Linked DNA regions of Homo sapiens: region 1 is linked to region 2. The links are chromatin contacts, found by Hi-C in ENCODE. All regions are on one chromosome and are shown on one strand. Each heading gives the region's core, a stretch centred on a gene start or an enhancer-like site at or near the end of the contact. The rest is flanking DNA. Distances are from core to core; before and after follow the strand shown.

Region 1 (7,732 bases), core at 2,800-5,299, 500 kb before region 2:
AAATGCTGGTGTTAGAATAGGTAGTTAGGCAGATATGACTAGGGAAGGAGAGTATCCCCCAACTCCAGGAATGTCAGGTGACCATCAAGTGATGGCCTGGCAGTTGTTAAACTGTCTTTTTAAAATAATAATTGGTCATAGCTGGTGCCAGTGAAAGGCGGTCTCCTAAGAGAGAAAAAACACATAAAGCTAGTGATCAGCAGCTTCCCAATAAGATCTGAGAAGTTGGGTGATTGGGCTCAAGCACACGCACTAAGAGGCAAAATGGCAGAGTTTAACTGGTATATGACCTTCCTCTAGGAACACTGGAAGATAAGGGGAAACTGCCTCAAGTGAGCATGCACACAACTTCAGTAAACACAGTGCACACGCAGCCCCTCCCAAGTGCCAGCAGGGCACTGCGCATGCGGACAGCCCACCTAAGGGAAGAATCAGGGTAGAAAAGACACAAACCCTGGAACCACATCAATGTATAAAACCCCAAGTCAAAGGCCAAAGAGTGCATCTGGATCTCTTAAGGCATCTGCTTGGCCCTCTTCCAAGTGTATTTTACTTTCCTTCTTTCCTGCTCTAAAATTTTTTAATAAACTCTCACTCCTGCTCAAAAACTTGTCTTGGTCTGTCTTTTGCCCCTCAGACAAATTCTTTCCTTCAAGGAGGCAAGAATTGAGTTGATGCAGACCCGTATAGATTCGCCACTGCTAACACTGGCTCCATCCCTACCTCTTCCATTGCTTACCTCCTAGACATGGAAGGAAGAAGAGCATAGCATTTTCCCAGGACAACGCAGAGGCTGCAGTTAAAAAGAGGACACACATTGCTGAGCAAGCATGATGCCTAAAAGCCACACGGGACGGGACTCACGAATTGGACACCATAACAAATATATTTAGTGCATGTGATGAGAGGTGTCAGAAATTCAGTTAAAAGACATTTGAAAGACAGAAAAAATGGTCAAAATATTAATATCTAAAATGTGTAAAGAATACTTATATTCTACTTTGAATCTGAAGGTTTTCATATTAAAAATAAAGACTAGTTGTAGGTCAATTAAAATAGGCAAACCATTCAGGAGACAAATGAGCAAAGAATATTTACAGGCAACACTAAGAAAAGGAAATGTTAATAGCTAATGAAGCAATTAAAGTTGTACAGCCTCAGTAGTAATAAAAAAATGCAAATTACAATGCTGAGGCATTTTTCACTTTTCAATACTACAAAAATTATGAAAATCTCCTAACATTCAGTGATGATGTGGGAAAATGGTGAGTCATATGCTGACGGAGAGTAAAACCATACAGCCTTTGTGGAGAGCAATATGGCAATATCAATATTTAAAATGTAAATGTCCATTGTCTCAAATTCTACTTCTAAGAATCTAAGAGTGCTAATGCTCACAAACGTGTATGTGCACCAGTGTGTATGTTCATTACAGCAAGTTTGGTATGAGAAAAAAACTGGAACCAAGCCATAGCAAAATGTATGACAGCATCATGGTATTATGGTATATCTATATATTGGAACATTAGCAATAATTTTTTAATGTACCATTAAGCAATAATTTTTAATGTATTGATATGAAAAATATAGATCCAATAATAAATACAGCAGTGTCCATTTACTAATGGCTTACTAATTGCCAAGTACTCAGCATGTATTTATTTCCACAGAATAACAGAAATAAGGGTTATTTAGGAGAATGGTGAGGACATGGACTCTGGAGCTAGACCACCTAAACTGTAGAACCAGCTCCACCATATATTAGCTGTGGGACCTTGGGCAAGGTGCTTCAACTCCCTGTGCCTCAGCTTCCCCTCCTGTCACACAGCATTAATTACAGTACCTATATCGTGACATAATAGCAAAAATGGAGTTTGTACACTTGCAGTGCTTAGCATACTGCCTGGCAGATGATTAAGTGTTCCGTAAAGGCTAGCTGTTGTTGTGGCTGTTACTGTTATATTCATCTTTGCACTATATGGTACAACTCTCTTCATTTTACATCACACAGTTGGCACCACATCTTTAAATCCTATCATTTTTATTTAAAAACATAAAGAGTTGCTATTTATTCAGTGCCTACTATGAGCCAATGGCCATATATAAATTGGCACATAGCTATTTTGGGAGAGCTGGGTTCTGAACTTGCCCTCCCATGCTTCAATACCTCCACATCCTATGCCCAAGACCACAGTGATTCTAAACACCCCTCTGGTGAGGATTTGTGGAGACTGAGTGCTTCCCACTCCTTAGGAGCGGTAGTCTGTTCTCTGCCAGGTGCAGGCTGAGCTTCCAGTGCTGGTCTCTGCACCCTGCCCCACAACAAACCCCTGCCAGACTTCTCCCTGCAGCTCAAGTGGGCTCTCCACTGCCGCATCAGTACTCCTGGCCTGGAGCCCACCTAAGCATGGTCTCTTTTGCTCCTGGAACCAGCTGAGGCTAGGCCACATCTTCTCTCTGCTGCTCAAGGGTCAAGTATGTCTGTAGGTCAGACTACTGTTCTCCTGACTACAAGCTCAAGGCTTGGCTACAACTCCTGACTCCCACAAGACCCATTTATATATCCTTATCACTTTGCATTTATTAGAATGAGGACTTCTGTGAAACATACATTAGTCAATTTTTCTGTAACCCTAGTGTAACTTACATGGAAAAAAATTAGCAATTCTTATATGTAACTTTTTTCCTTCTTGACCATCAGTTGAAAGTATCGGCAGCCAAGAGGAGAGTTGCCCACTGCTGCTTCTCAATGCAGATTCCTCAGCTCCACTTGAACATTTCTGGTGAGACTGTGCCAGGTTCCTCTTCCTCTGAACAGGTTCGTGAAGCCTGGATGTAGACTGTCACACCTCTCTTATATAATCATTGTTCTCTCTTGCCAACTTGTTTTATGCTGGTGTCACATTCCATTATGTCAATTTTTTGGAGTGATGGATGTGTATGAAGCCGATTAGAATTGGATTTGTTGGCATTTCAGTTACTGAGAGTAGCATGAGATTAAGTCAAGGCTTGGTCCCCTAAAAGTGTTCAAGCATATTTCCTGAGAATTTGAAGCGTGAAACTTTGCTAAACGGACTTAAAATCAAAAAAAAGACTCTACTGTAAACCATGTAGTAGCCCAGAGTAACCAGTCAGCTGTGAAAGACAATTCATATCTCATTTAAGGAATCTGTTTCCATGACATTTGTTTGTAAAATGCCAATGGATTTTTTTAAACTAGAAATATATTCTATAGATCTGTGTTTTAGCTGATTATATTCTCTGAAAAAGAGTCAATTTTGACCCATGCACATGAATATTTAAGGTAGGTGCACAGAGTTCCAAATGCTTCTAAGAAAACTACCCTTTCCAATAGCCAAAACACTCTCTATCTCAGCATCATGTGGATTACATAACCAACGATCTGCCTTCCCCTAAGGCAGAATTTCTCAGATTCAACACTACTGACATTTTAAAACAGATAATTATTTGTTTGGCAGGGGGCTATCCTGCACTAAGTAGAACAGCATTCCTGGACTCCACCCACTAGATGCCAGCAGCACCACCCCGTCCCAGTTATAACAACCAAAAATGTGTCCAGATGTCTCCTAGGTGGCAAAATCACCCCGGTCAAGAACCACTGCCCGAAGGGACCACTGGGACCAATCCCGGCCTGCACAGTCCAATCTTCCCTGGACTCATCACATAGTCCCCTCCCTCTCCATGTGTCCCTCAATCTGGCTTATCTCTTGCCCTTCTCCGACCCCTCAATCTTCCTCTGTGCCCTGGGAACTCATGATCAGCCATCAGCAAAGTCCCCTATAGTCTCTATCTCTTCATGGAATATTCCTTTGACTTCCTTGCTCTAACACCAAATCTAAGAATACTGTTCCCCATAGCCCTCACACATAACACAGTGGATTCTTCTCTCATATGCCACATACTCTCCTTTGCCAATTTCCCCCAACCTCCCTCAAGAAACCCAGACCCTTGGGACAGGGGTTGGCAAACTACAGCCTGTGGGCTACATCTGGCCTACCACCTGTTTTTATACGGCCTGTGAGCTAAGAGTGGTTTTCACATTTTTAATGGTTGAAAAAAAATCAAAAGAATAATATTTCATGACATGTAAAATTCAAATCTCAGTGTCTATAAATAAAATGTCACTGGAATGCAGCCATGCTCATGCCAGTACCAGTGGCTGATGGCTGTTGACGTGCTACAAAGGCAGAATTCAGTTGAGTAGTTGCAATAGAGACCGTCTGGTACTCCAAGTTTAACATGTTACTTGGCCCTTGACAGAGAAAGTTTGCAGACCCTGCTGCTGAGGCACGTGGCACTAGTCTGGACCCTCCACTCCCTAACCAGTTGTCAACATCCACTATCTGCCAGGTCACTCTTCCACGTATATTAAAATATACACATGACTGAAAGCTGCATGGCACAACTGTTAACATTAGTGACTAAATGAAGTTCAAAATTACTTCTATAGTTTGGAATGTTGTGTGGAAATCAGCAGGATGAAACTGAAAGTTCACGTGTTAAGTCCCATGCAGTGTTTGGTATCAGAAGGACTGACACACAGAGCAGGAAGCAGCCCTGTTTTTGTCAACAGAGGAAGAACCAGGATAAACAGAATAGTTCAAGGGCAGATGGGGTACCTCAGGAGAAAGAGCACCCATGCCTGGAAGTGTACCCCATCTCTTGGGAACTTGACAGAAAGGGCTCCTGCTTTGGGCTAAATTTTAAGAACTTTCTAGCACTAAGATTTTTTCCCCTTCCAATGAAATTTGTAAACTTTAAGTGCAAAGATGAAACTCATTATGACACACATGGTCCCATAAAGATGCTTTTAGTTGACCAATGACCAATAAACTTGTACCTTACTGGGCAAATGCTCAGTGTAGAGTTGTATTTCCTAAGAAACCAAAGCAAACAAATCTGAGTTCAAGCTCTTATTAGTCTTTATTAGAATTAAAGCACATAGCTGGCTTAAGTCTACAGGGAGACTAAGCATTTCTCTCCAAGTCTTTGAATTTTTGTATTTACCTCAAACAAAAAAATACCTACAAGGAATGTAAATCAAATTGTCTCTCTAATCATCTCGCTTGAAGAATATGTTTAGGAGTGGTTGGCTGGGATGTGGTTGACTGGGAAGGAGTCTGTATACTTTGGATATTAAGAGCCAAGGGCCCAGCCCTTGGTCATAGCCCTTAGTCCTGTGATTTGGAATAGGCACTTAGCCCCATCTGTTTTCTCACTTGTACAATGAGGTTAATAAAACCTGTCCTGTCTGAATCTTACAGAGGATGATCGTGAGAGTTAAATTCAAATGATGCAAAAGGACCATCTGAGTGGAGACTGCCCTATATTTTTTTAGAACAATATGAACCCCTTTCTAAAACATATTTCTCCCTTCTTTACAAAAGTTGGCATCACTTGGGTGACTGAGTTATAAAATCTAGCCCCAAATCCTTCATATGTGGCATCTGAAGGCATGTTGCTATAAGCTAGCGTTAGGTGCGGCCAGGGCGTTTGCAGGGATGAAGAGCAATGTGCATATATGTACATGAGGCAGCTTCTGTGTCTTTCAAGGTCTGCAGGGGACAGAACACAATGAGCCACTTGACTCTGAGGTACTGTTTGAGGCACAGATGTTGAGCAGGTGACTAAGCTATGCAGGAAGAAATCATTTCCCAATCAGCATTTCACCACTGCATTCCCACTATCGCACTCCCACCTCATCAAAATCATGCCGTCACTTTGGGGCCACAGGCAAAATCCCTCCAACAGGCTTCGTAAATGAAGTCACTTCATAATCATCAATCTAGATAGATAAAACATCACCTATCTTTACAAGCTGCAAAGTATATTTTGCTCAAATGCTACTAAATTAATGTTGAAGTAATAATTCCAGTAAAGTGAAATTCCAAAAAGAATGAAGCAAACAGCATTCAGAGTGGCATCTCTGGCCTCCTGTTTCAGATCCTACCGAGCCCAGCACTTCAAGACTGTGAACCGTGCCCAGGATGGTCCACTTCCGTATCATCATCCTTACCAGCCTATTGCAAAGCATTGTCACCTGAACTCACAACACAGGAATCCTCGAAAAGTGTAACAGCAAGAAACAGACAAGGAACAAACATGATGAAGCAGGAGAACACCAAGTACTACTGACAAGGTCCACCTAACTCCTACCCTCAGCATCTTCGGTGGCTTTATATACAGGCCTTTTTCAGAGGATTGTGTACAATTTCCTCAATTCTCTTCATGTTAACTTCTCAAGCCAGCTGGAAGAGAGCTTCGAGGGCTTTTTCTTTGAGAATTGGCTGAGTTTCTTTAAGATTCTAGATCACAAAATGCAATGCTCATGGTAAAGGTTCTCTTTCCTTAATATGTTTAGAAGTTTAGGTCTTCTTTTCACTAAAATAGAGCTGTACACAGACTCTCAGAAACATAAAAGCCTGTAGAGAGAGGGCATCTGGGGTTATGAGGTAGAAGAGGGGTGTCAACATAGACCATGGTTGCACATCTATCTCAAACCAGTCCCTCCTCCTCCTGGGATAACAGGTATCTGAAGGCATGGCCTGGGTCCTGCTCAAATGATTCCATGGGTATCAGATTGTTTGGGGCACCTCTTGGTGCTGGTGGGGTATTCCCTTAGAGATGGAGAGGAGGGATATATCTTGATCACTCTTTCTTAAGGTCATCCAACTTATTCTGAGTGATTTTCTTCCTCATAATGTAGCCTGGTGACCTAAATTTGACTCCCAGGAGGATCTCTATGATGAGGGAGGATGATCCAGCCAAGTGATATGAGCACTTCCTGCTTCCAGACTATCAGCAGCAGGATGGGAATGTGTTAGTCAGCCCCTGTGGATTTGGGTGGCAGAGACTGGAGCCTAAAGTCCCTCATCCCAGTGACCTCAGAGCATCCATTTGGGAAGATACAACTGGACCCAGACTCTGGAGCAGGCATGGCCAGCCTTTTGTTGTACCTCTATACTATAGAACCACTCTGGGTTTGGCAGATTTTGTCAAACTTTATACTTTAAATACATATAATATCTCATAGGATTGCCAATCATTCCATTTTTTTCTATCTACCATTCTCGGTCTTCCTCCCAGCCCAAACGTGAGGCTCAAAGGGACAGAGATCATACCTTTCTATTTATGTATCTTCATGGCTTCAAGTAGTCCTGGCCTCTAACAGACACTCAATAAAAATGTTTCAGACTAAATGATGGAATTAGTGTGTACTGAAATATATAGAGACAGCTATTTGGAAACTCATATGGGTTTTTTCTGTTTAACTTAAACCAACCCAGAGATATCCCTGTATTGTCAGGAGTATCGCGAGACTCTTCCAACCCCACATTCCTACAGTGGTTATTTCTAGGCCAAAGTTTTGTGTTTTGAAGTCTTTTCCATTTGATAAAACACAGCTTTTCTGAACAGATATTAACTGAGATAGTAAATAATATTTTTTAAAAACAGGTAGCTGAAAAACAGTTCCTGGGATTAGTAAGATGAAGTCTGTAAAAGTCGCCAGGGGCCACCCTGTGTGGGAAATCCACCGAGATGTTTGGCTGGTGGTTTAATGGTCAAGAAGAGGTAGGGAGCAATGCTGGGTGGGGGACAAAGTGGCCAGCAGGGAGGGGAGAGTGGCAGGCACCTGTGGGCTCTCTTTTGGATGGCATCCTTGCACCCCTCTCCACTGCCAAGTTAATGCTTACTTTTCACGCAGATCTCG
Region 2 (7,468 bases), core at 1-2,500:
TCCCCTATGACCTTTCCCCCAAACTGACACTTTCTCTAAAATGTCCATTCCCGTAGCTAAAACACAGGTAACATTTCCTTGAAATTCAATACAACAAAAGTTCATTAACCAAAACTGAAGGAAATACTGAAATGAGATTGCACCTGTGGGATGATGGTTTTAATCTACATATAAATTTCAATTGTTTTAAAACCCAAATTGATTAACGGTACTACAGTTCCCAAGGAAGGCTTCAGGTAAGATGCTTATCATTCGGGTTTCTGCGTGGGACTAACAGGTTACTAGCAGCTCATGGGCAGCAATGACCCTAGGATGACGCCACGCGTGAGACGGCAAAGGGTGAGGGGTGAGGAGCGAGTCCGGCAGGTCCACTGGAGACTCCGAGCCCAAACCCCGCTCCCCTGAGCCGACCCGACTCGCCTCCTAGGTCTGGGGCGGCAACTAACAGCGCGCCCGGAGCACGTCCACAGGTTCAACCCGAAAAGCACAAGGGTCGGCCGTCCAGCGACCTCTCTTACCAGGGGGTCATAGAGCACCACGGAGCAGGACGTGCCAAAGGCCAGAAGTCCTCTGGGCCCAGAGCTCCAGTTCAGGACTCCCCGCACCCGGTTTGGGCAGCAAAACACGTGAGAAGTCTCCAGCACGGGTGCCACCATGTCGCCAACTGGTCAGCCGCACAAACAAGAGACGCGCACTTCCGCCCTCGGAGCGGAACTACTAGGGTGGTTTCTCCTGAGGCATCACCCAGTCCACGTTTCGCAGCCAGCCGAGGGCCAGACGGAGGCAGCCCCGCCCCCCTGAGACTCTCCGTTCCCACCGCAGGCTGGAACCCCTGTGCAAGGCCGCCGCTTTGCTAGCTCTGCTCTTGGACCGTGGCCCCGCTCCGCGAACGAGCCAGGCCTTTGTCTCAAGAGCGAAATCCGACCCGAGTGGCTCGGGACCCTCCCGAAGGACCCGGGGCTCATGTGCCTGGGGCAGCGTCAGAAACATCTCGCTGCCCCTTACGACCCGGCTCCCAGCAGCAGCCAGGGCTGGCCCCGGGGGCGCTGGCTAGCGAGTAGGGCCTCGAGGAAATGACCCCCAACTGCTTACAATGCGCTAGGGCCGCGCCACGCCCCCGCGGCGTCGGCGAACACACGGAAAAGCGGATCCGTCTGCGGAGCCGGGTTCCGGGGTCGCACTGCGCATGCCCTGCAGTCCTGGGCGAAGGGGGCGGTGGTTCCCCGCGGCGCTGCGCGCGGCGGTAATTAGTGATTGTCTTCCAGCTTCGCGAAGGCTAGGGGCGCGGCTGCCGGGTGGCTGCGCGGCGCTGCCCCCGGACCGAGGGGCAGCCAACCCAATGAAACCACCGCGTGTTCGCGCCTGGTAGAGATTTCTCGAAGACACCAGTGGGCCCGTTCCGAGCCCTCTGGACCGCCCGTGTGGAACCAAACCTGCGCGCGTGGCCGGGCCGTGGGACAACGAGGCCGCGGAGACGTGAGTCTTTCAGGTCCGGGAGCAGGGCGGCTGGGAGGGGAGCTCCTCAGGCCAGACAGGCGTGGCGGGGTAGGGGTGGTTCTGCGGAGAACCGGATCCTGCGGACCGGGCAGGGGGGCTACAGAAAGAGGATGCTGGGGGGAGCCCGCCGCAGGCGCCCACTCACCCTAGAGAGCCGGACTTCTTAAGGTGCTCAGATGGGCTTCGGGGTGCAACGGAGGATTTTTTGAGGAAAAGATCCGTACTTTTCATCCCATATTCGAAGAAGGGACTGACGTGTTTAGAAATAAAAAGCTTTTAGAAGAGAGCTTTGTGCCCTCTTTTCCGTTTTCTGTACTCGCCTTTTTCTCTAAGGCCCTTCCCTTCTGCTTTCCTTTTTCCTCCAGCACACACCAACTTGCAGGAAAGGAGATCCTTCAACGGGTCCACGACCGCGCTCAGCATCCTCCCTGGAGAAAGGCTCGGAGCTGTCCCCTGTGCTAGTCCCCTCCCACCCCGCTCCTCGCCTCTCTCCTGGGAATGATTTCTAAATGTTTATCTTTTACCTAGTAAAAGAATTCCCGAAACTTCAAGCCCCAAAGATTCCTCTTTCAGGAGCCTCGTTCTACGCCGTACCTCCATTTCCCACTGTTCCCTGTATGATACCTCGCACTTGTGCAACACATGAGTTTAACGAGTACTTGTAATATACATTCCTTCATGTGTTTTCCTCCTTCGCCTTGCAAAATAGGTTTTACCGGTATTTTAGATAAGGTAATGAATGCGAGAGCCCTGTCCAAAGAACAGCTGACCGTGGTAGAGCTGGATAGCCCCATGCTCTTGCTTAGTTGTAAACTTGACGTCTGCGTCTTTTGCTGGAGATGTGAGTTTGACCACCATCACCTCCACCGTTGGTGCTGGACATCCTGCTGGATCTGAATTAACTGAATTCTGGCTCTGCTTAACTGAATTCTGCTTTTCAAGCTCCAACTCAATTGCTTCCTCCTCTTTGGGGCACAGGCCTTTGGTTCCAAACACTACTGTGGATGATTAACAGCCTGTGATTAAATGTTGACTGGTTTGTAGTAACACAAGGATGCTACAGTGAGTTTTTCATGAAGTTCAGTTTACTTTAAGAATTCTATGTATGGACATAATGTGTCTGATTCATTGTCAAGTCGGAAAAAAGATTCAATGTGTATTTAAAGTATACACTTATTTGAGGCTGGGCGTAGTGGTCACGCCTGTAATCCCAGCACTTTGGGAATTGGAGGTGGAGGATCTCTTGAGGCCAGGAGTTCAAGACCAACCCGGACAACATAGTGAGACCTCGTCTCTAGAAAAAAAAAAAAAAAACTTTAAAAAAAAAATTAAGTATACATGTATTTGAGTATGCATAGAAAATATCCTGAGGGATACACTGGCAAAATTGAGCACCTTTGAGGATTGTGATTGGGGAAAGGGGTCTTAAATGGGCTTGTATGTAAGGAGAGTGTATTAGTTTAAAATTTTTTAAATATGTGAATTCTGAGATTATTATTTCTATTTTTTGGTGTTTGAAGGTTATTTTATGAAATGATGGTGATGATCAAGGTAGCTAGATTTCATTTCGTTCTTTTTTTTTTTTGAGACAGGGTTTCACAATGTTGCCCAGGCTGGTCACAAACTCCTGGCCTCAGGTGATCTGCCTGCCTCAGCCTCCCAAAGTGCTGGGATTATAGGCATGAGCCACCACACCCAGCCTAGATTTAATTATGAATCATTGGCCTCAATGATTCAAATAATCGTTCAAATAAATTCTCAACTTCAGTAAGCAGTTGATGGCTGTGGCCACATGGATCTCCCTTGTCTCTGAATTACTATTGCTTTTACAGTGCTAATGGCAGTCTCTTAGCACTCAGCTCTTCTCCAGTTGTTTCATGTGTTTTAGGAATGCAAGGGTAGAGCCTAGGACTCTAGTTCTTTCCATCTTCACAGTACCTAGCGTCACACTGGTCACACCACATGATGCTCTGGCAACTTTGATTATTTGATTACACATTAATTTTCAGTATGAGGTTTCTTAATTCAATTTGTTTTAGAAGTGAGTCAAGAATTTTTTTTTCCTGTCTTTTCTAGGAAGGCGCAATGGCGAGGAAGTTATCTGTAATCTTGATCCTGACCTTTGCCCTCTCTGTCACAAATCCCCTTCATGAACTAAAAGCAGCTGCTTTCCCCCAGACCACTGAGAAAATTAGTCCGAATTGGGAATCTGGCATTAATGTTGACTTGGCAATTTCCACACGGCAATATCATCTACAACAGCTTTTCTACCGCTATGGAGAAAATAATTCTTTGTCAGTTGAAGGGTTCAGAAAATTACTTCAAAATATAGGCATAGATAAGATTAAAAGAATCCATATACACCATGACCACGACCATCACTCAGACCACGAGCATCACTCAGACCATGAGCGTCACTCAGACCATGAGCATCACTCAGAGCACGAGCATCACTCTGACCATGATCATCACTCTCACCATAATCATGCTGCTTCTGGTAAAAATAAGCGAAAAGCTCTTTGCCCAGACCATGACTCAGATAGTTCAGGTAAAGATCCTAGAAACAGCCAGGGGAAAGGAGCTCACCGACCAGAACATGCCAGTGGTAGAAGGAATGTCAAGGACAGTGTTAGTGCTAGTGAAGTGACCTCAACTGTGTACAACACTGTCTCTGAAGGAACTCACTTTCTAGAGACAATAGAGACTCCAAGACCTGGAAAACTCTTCCCCAAAGATGTAAGCAGCTCCACTCCACCCAGTGTCACATCAAAGAGCCGGGTGAGCCGGCTGGCTGGTAGGAAAACAAATGAATCTGTGAGTGAGCCCCGAAAAGGCTTTATGTATTCCAGAAACACAAATGAAAATCCTCAGGAGGTAAGATGAGTGCTGTTCATTATTTTAATATACCTGTGTGTCTGTCCTGTCTCTGCTACTCTATCTCTAGTTATGAGGAGTTTAAAGTAAAAGTAAAATGTTGAAGTTATTGAAAAGGGAATTTCCACCTTCTCAGCAAGGCACTTGCCACAAAGCATGCCTGCTATGTTGTAAACATTCCCAATTCAGAACTTAGGGAACAGTTCTTTTGGTGAGCGTAGTGCTGCCTCCTACAATTTTTTCTAATACAGAATATAAAATATGTAGAGAAAGATATCAAGGCTATCTTTAGAGAAAGTCTATAAAGGTGAACATTATTAATAAAAAATAGAAAATGAGGGGTTGAAAGCAGGAGTTAGAATCCATATTGTAGGGAAAGGTGTGACTGAAGGGGCTGAAGACTACTGAGAATACCACTGCTGCCTCCTTGACAGAAGGTCCACCATGACTTGAGGAATGATTGAAATTGGAGCAGTTTCCATGAATGTCATGCTGGACAAGGGAAAAGTTGGGACAGTGAGGTTCTGAGTTCATGTGGTTTTTCTAGAGTAGACTTCCAGACTGTACGTAATTCACCTTGGCTGAGAGATGTCAAGAACAGGGAATTATGTCAAAAAAAAAAGGAACAAGGAATTAGTTGATACAGTTTAATAAGCAAAACTTTAGTACTTCATTCAAACCAGCATGTGACTGTACTAATTCTGGACTAATCCTAGTAGTGGCCATAGCCATAGCAGCCCTGGTGATAAAGTTTGCTCTGAGTTGTACCAACTGAGAATTGTGGTGGGAGTTGAAAATGTCTTTACAGAAGATGAGAAACTGGTACTAAAGCCAGTTTGGGGTTTTTTTGTTGTTTTTTTTTTTTTTTCTTTTTTGGCTGGGGGAGAGATTGCACAGAGGAGTATCTTCAAACTAAGTTTGTCATCTAATTAAATAGTTGAAAACATCTGCCTGCCGGTACAGGTTTGTTTTATTAACCAGCCTTGCCCTCCACAAGAATAATCTGCATAATTTAATATCCTCTCATTGCAGAGCATTACTTTGCCAGGTATGTAGACAGAACTGAGTTTTTGCAAGTAGAGTCATTACTAGAAGAGAGGCATGTCTTGGACTTGTTTAGGCCAAGTAGGATAGCGTTAGTACTGAAGCAACATATTTCTCAATCTCTGATGAGCCCCATTTTGAAATTAAAGCTCATTTCCTTAATACGTTTATACAGTGAGTTAACAGGCTTGTGAATCTCCATTTATCCTCATGCTTGTTCCACCTGAGGCTTTCTCCCTAGGTGACTCGTGATGTACTGCTTCTCTGATGAGGTAGAAGAGGTGGGATACCACTGTGGTGACATAGTATCGCCAGGTAGCTGGAGGCAAGTTCCAAAGTGCTCAAAACAGAAGTTGATTTTAATTTTCATTAACTCGAGAAAACGAAGTAGCATTAGTAAAAAAGGGTATTGTGTCATCAGACTACTCTAATGGGGATGGCTTTTGGTGATTTTCACTGCTTTGTTTCTTTCAGTGTTTCAATGCATCAAAGCTACTGACATCTCATGGCATGGGCATCCAGGTTCCGCTGAATGCAACAGAGTTCAACTATCTCTGTCCAGCCATCATCAACCAAATTGATGCTAGATCTTGTCTGATTCATACAAGTGAAAAGAAGGCTGAAATCCCTCCAAAGACCTATTCATTACAAATAGGTAAAATTGCCTTTTTTATGTAAAAACAATTTCAGTAGATTCATTTATATTGTGCTTTTCCTTAGATTTGCATCAGCCTATTTGTTTTCCAGTACAATTCTGAATATGTCATCTTAGTTGTTCTTTGCCTTGAATGTGAAGAAAGCAAGGAAGGGTGTTAGCCCTGCCCTTTAAAAAAAAATCCCAGAAAATAAAATTTCAATTATGACTTCTCTGGGTTCATCCTACAAGAAGGTGTCAGGATCACCTGAAATTTGGGATTTTTATATCATGTCACACTGCTTGGGAAGAGGTCTTGGGTTCATTTATGCTGCTTAGAAACCTAATACTGATGCATTCTTATTGATAAGTGAAGCTAGGATAGGCTCTGCTATAGCGTAGGGTCTCATTGCTCAAAAGTAATGAGGAAGGAATCACTGCTTTGTTTTCTGAGGACATTATTGAATTCCTGGTTTCTTCCTCTTCTTTTCTTTCTTTTCCTTTTTTCTTAAAAAAAAAAAATTCTTTTATCATTTAGCTCTTATGGGAGTCTGAAAGCTCAGTTCCTAAGTGAGCTACAGTTCATCCTTGGTAACCATTTTTTTTTCCTCTTTCACCCCGACCTGAAGAATTTCCCATTAGAGCTATGCTCCTTACCTGGAGAGTTCTTAAGTACCAGTCAGGTTGTTCATTTGAGCCAACAACAGATTTCTTGGTTATTGTGCTATTGCCACAGTAGGTCCTATTTGCATTGAATTTGTGTGTTTTTAGCTTCTCTCCTTTTACGTGTTGCTTTATGCTACTCTCCAAAAGTCTTTCTTGTAGAGTTTATTAGTTGTATAATTTTTCTTTGCTCTGTTTTGTTTTGTTTGACAGCCTGGGTTGGTGGTTTTATAGCCATTTCCATCATCAGTTTCCTGTCTCTGCTGGGGGTTATCTTAGTGCCTCTCATGAATCGGGTGTTTTTCAAATTTCTCCTGAGTTTCCTTGTGGCACTGGCCGTTGGGACTTTGAGTGGTGATGCTTTTTTACACCTTCTTCCACATGTAAGTATAGTAATTTGTCCTGTTAGTGTTTGATTATTCAACATTGAAAAAAAAATGTTTTGGTTTATGCTAGAATTTTTTGTATAAAATGTTAGAAATTTGGTTTAGAAAAGCTTATTTTAAAATATATTTGGTAAGTGAAAGCTGTATTTTTCTGCTCGATCTTAATACATTTGTGAATTTTGCTTTCCTTTTACAAAACACAGACTAATTTAACTTTTTGAAACCCACTTAATAAAAAGAGACAAATTCTGCCTGGCTATTAGTACTGTGATAGACTGCAGCAATGTGAGTTATCTGCTTTATCTGTTAGTGTAATTGCCAAGAAATAAAATATGTGACCCTTTATGTACCCAAGAAACTTGGAGGTTTT

Evidence for each region. A loop is a pair of places that touch in the nucleus more often than their neighbours do. Pooled maps may share reads with other maps.
Region 1: a map with no recorded cell type shows a loop between it and region 2 (2.7-fold over the local background). The contact joins the enhancer-like site here to the promoter of SLC39A6 in region 2. A Hi-C loop is called at or near these places in 3 of 37 single-sample maps with no recorded cell type and 4 of 50 pooled maps.

The regions. Positions count from the first base shown.
Region 1 is chr18:36,625,733-36,633,464 of GRCh38, reverse strand. FHOD3 (formin homology 2 domain containing 3) reads right to left here. Exons shown (of 29, transcript NM_001281740.3): 10 at 7,716-7,732. Among named protein-coding and RNA genes, the nearest start is that of TPGS2, 200 kb to the left of the region's middle. Within about 2 kb of position 4,049, at least 3 of the 41 ENCODE cell types and tissues checked have a DNase peak (open chromatin) inside an H3K27ac peak, as active enhancers do.
Region 2 is chr18:36,123,122-36,130,589 of GRCh38, reverse strand. It overlaps SLC39A6 (solute carrier family 39 member 6), which reads left to right and starts at 1,250. Exons shown (of 10, transcript NM_012319.4): 1 at 1,250-1,476; 2 at 3,574-4,371; 3 at 5,890-6,070; 4 at 6,926-7,095. The coding sequence starts at 3,583. ELP2 (elongator acetyltransferase complex subunit 2) reads right to left here and starts at 691. Exons shown (of 22, transcript NM_018255.4): 1 at 519-691. The coding sequence starts at 656. RefSeq lists enhancers at 440-649, 441-946, 810-999, 1,030-1,324, 947-1,452.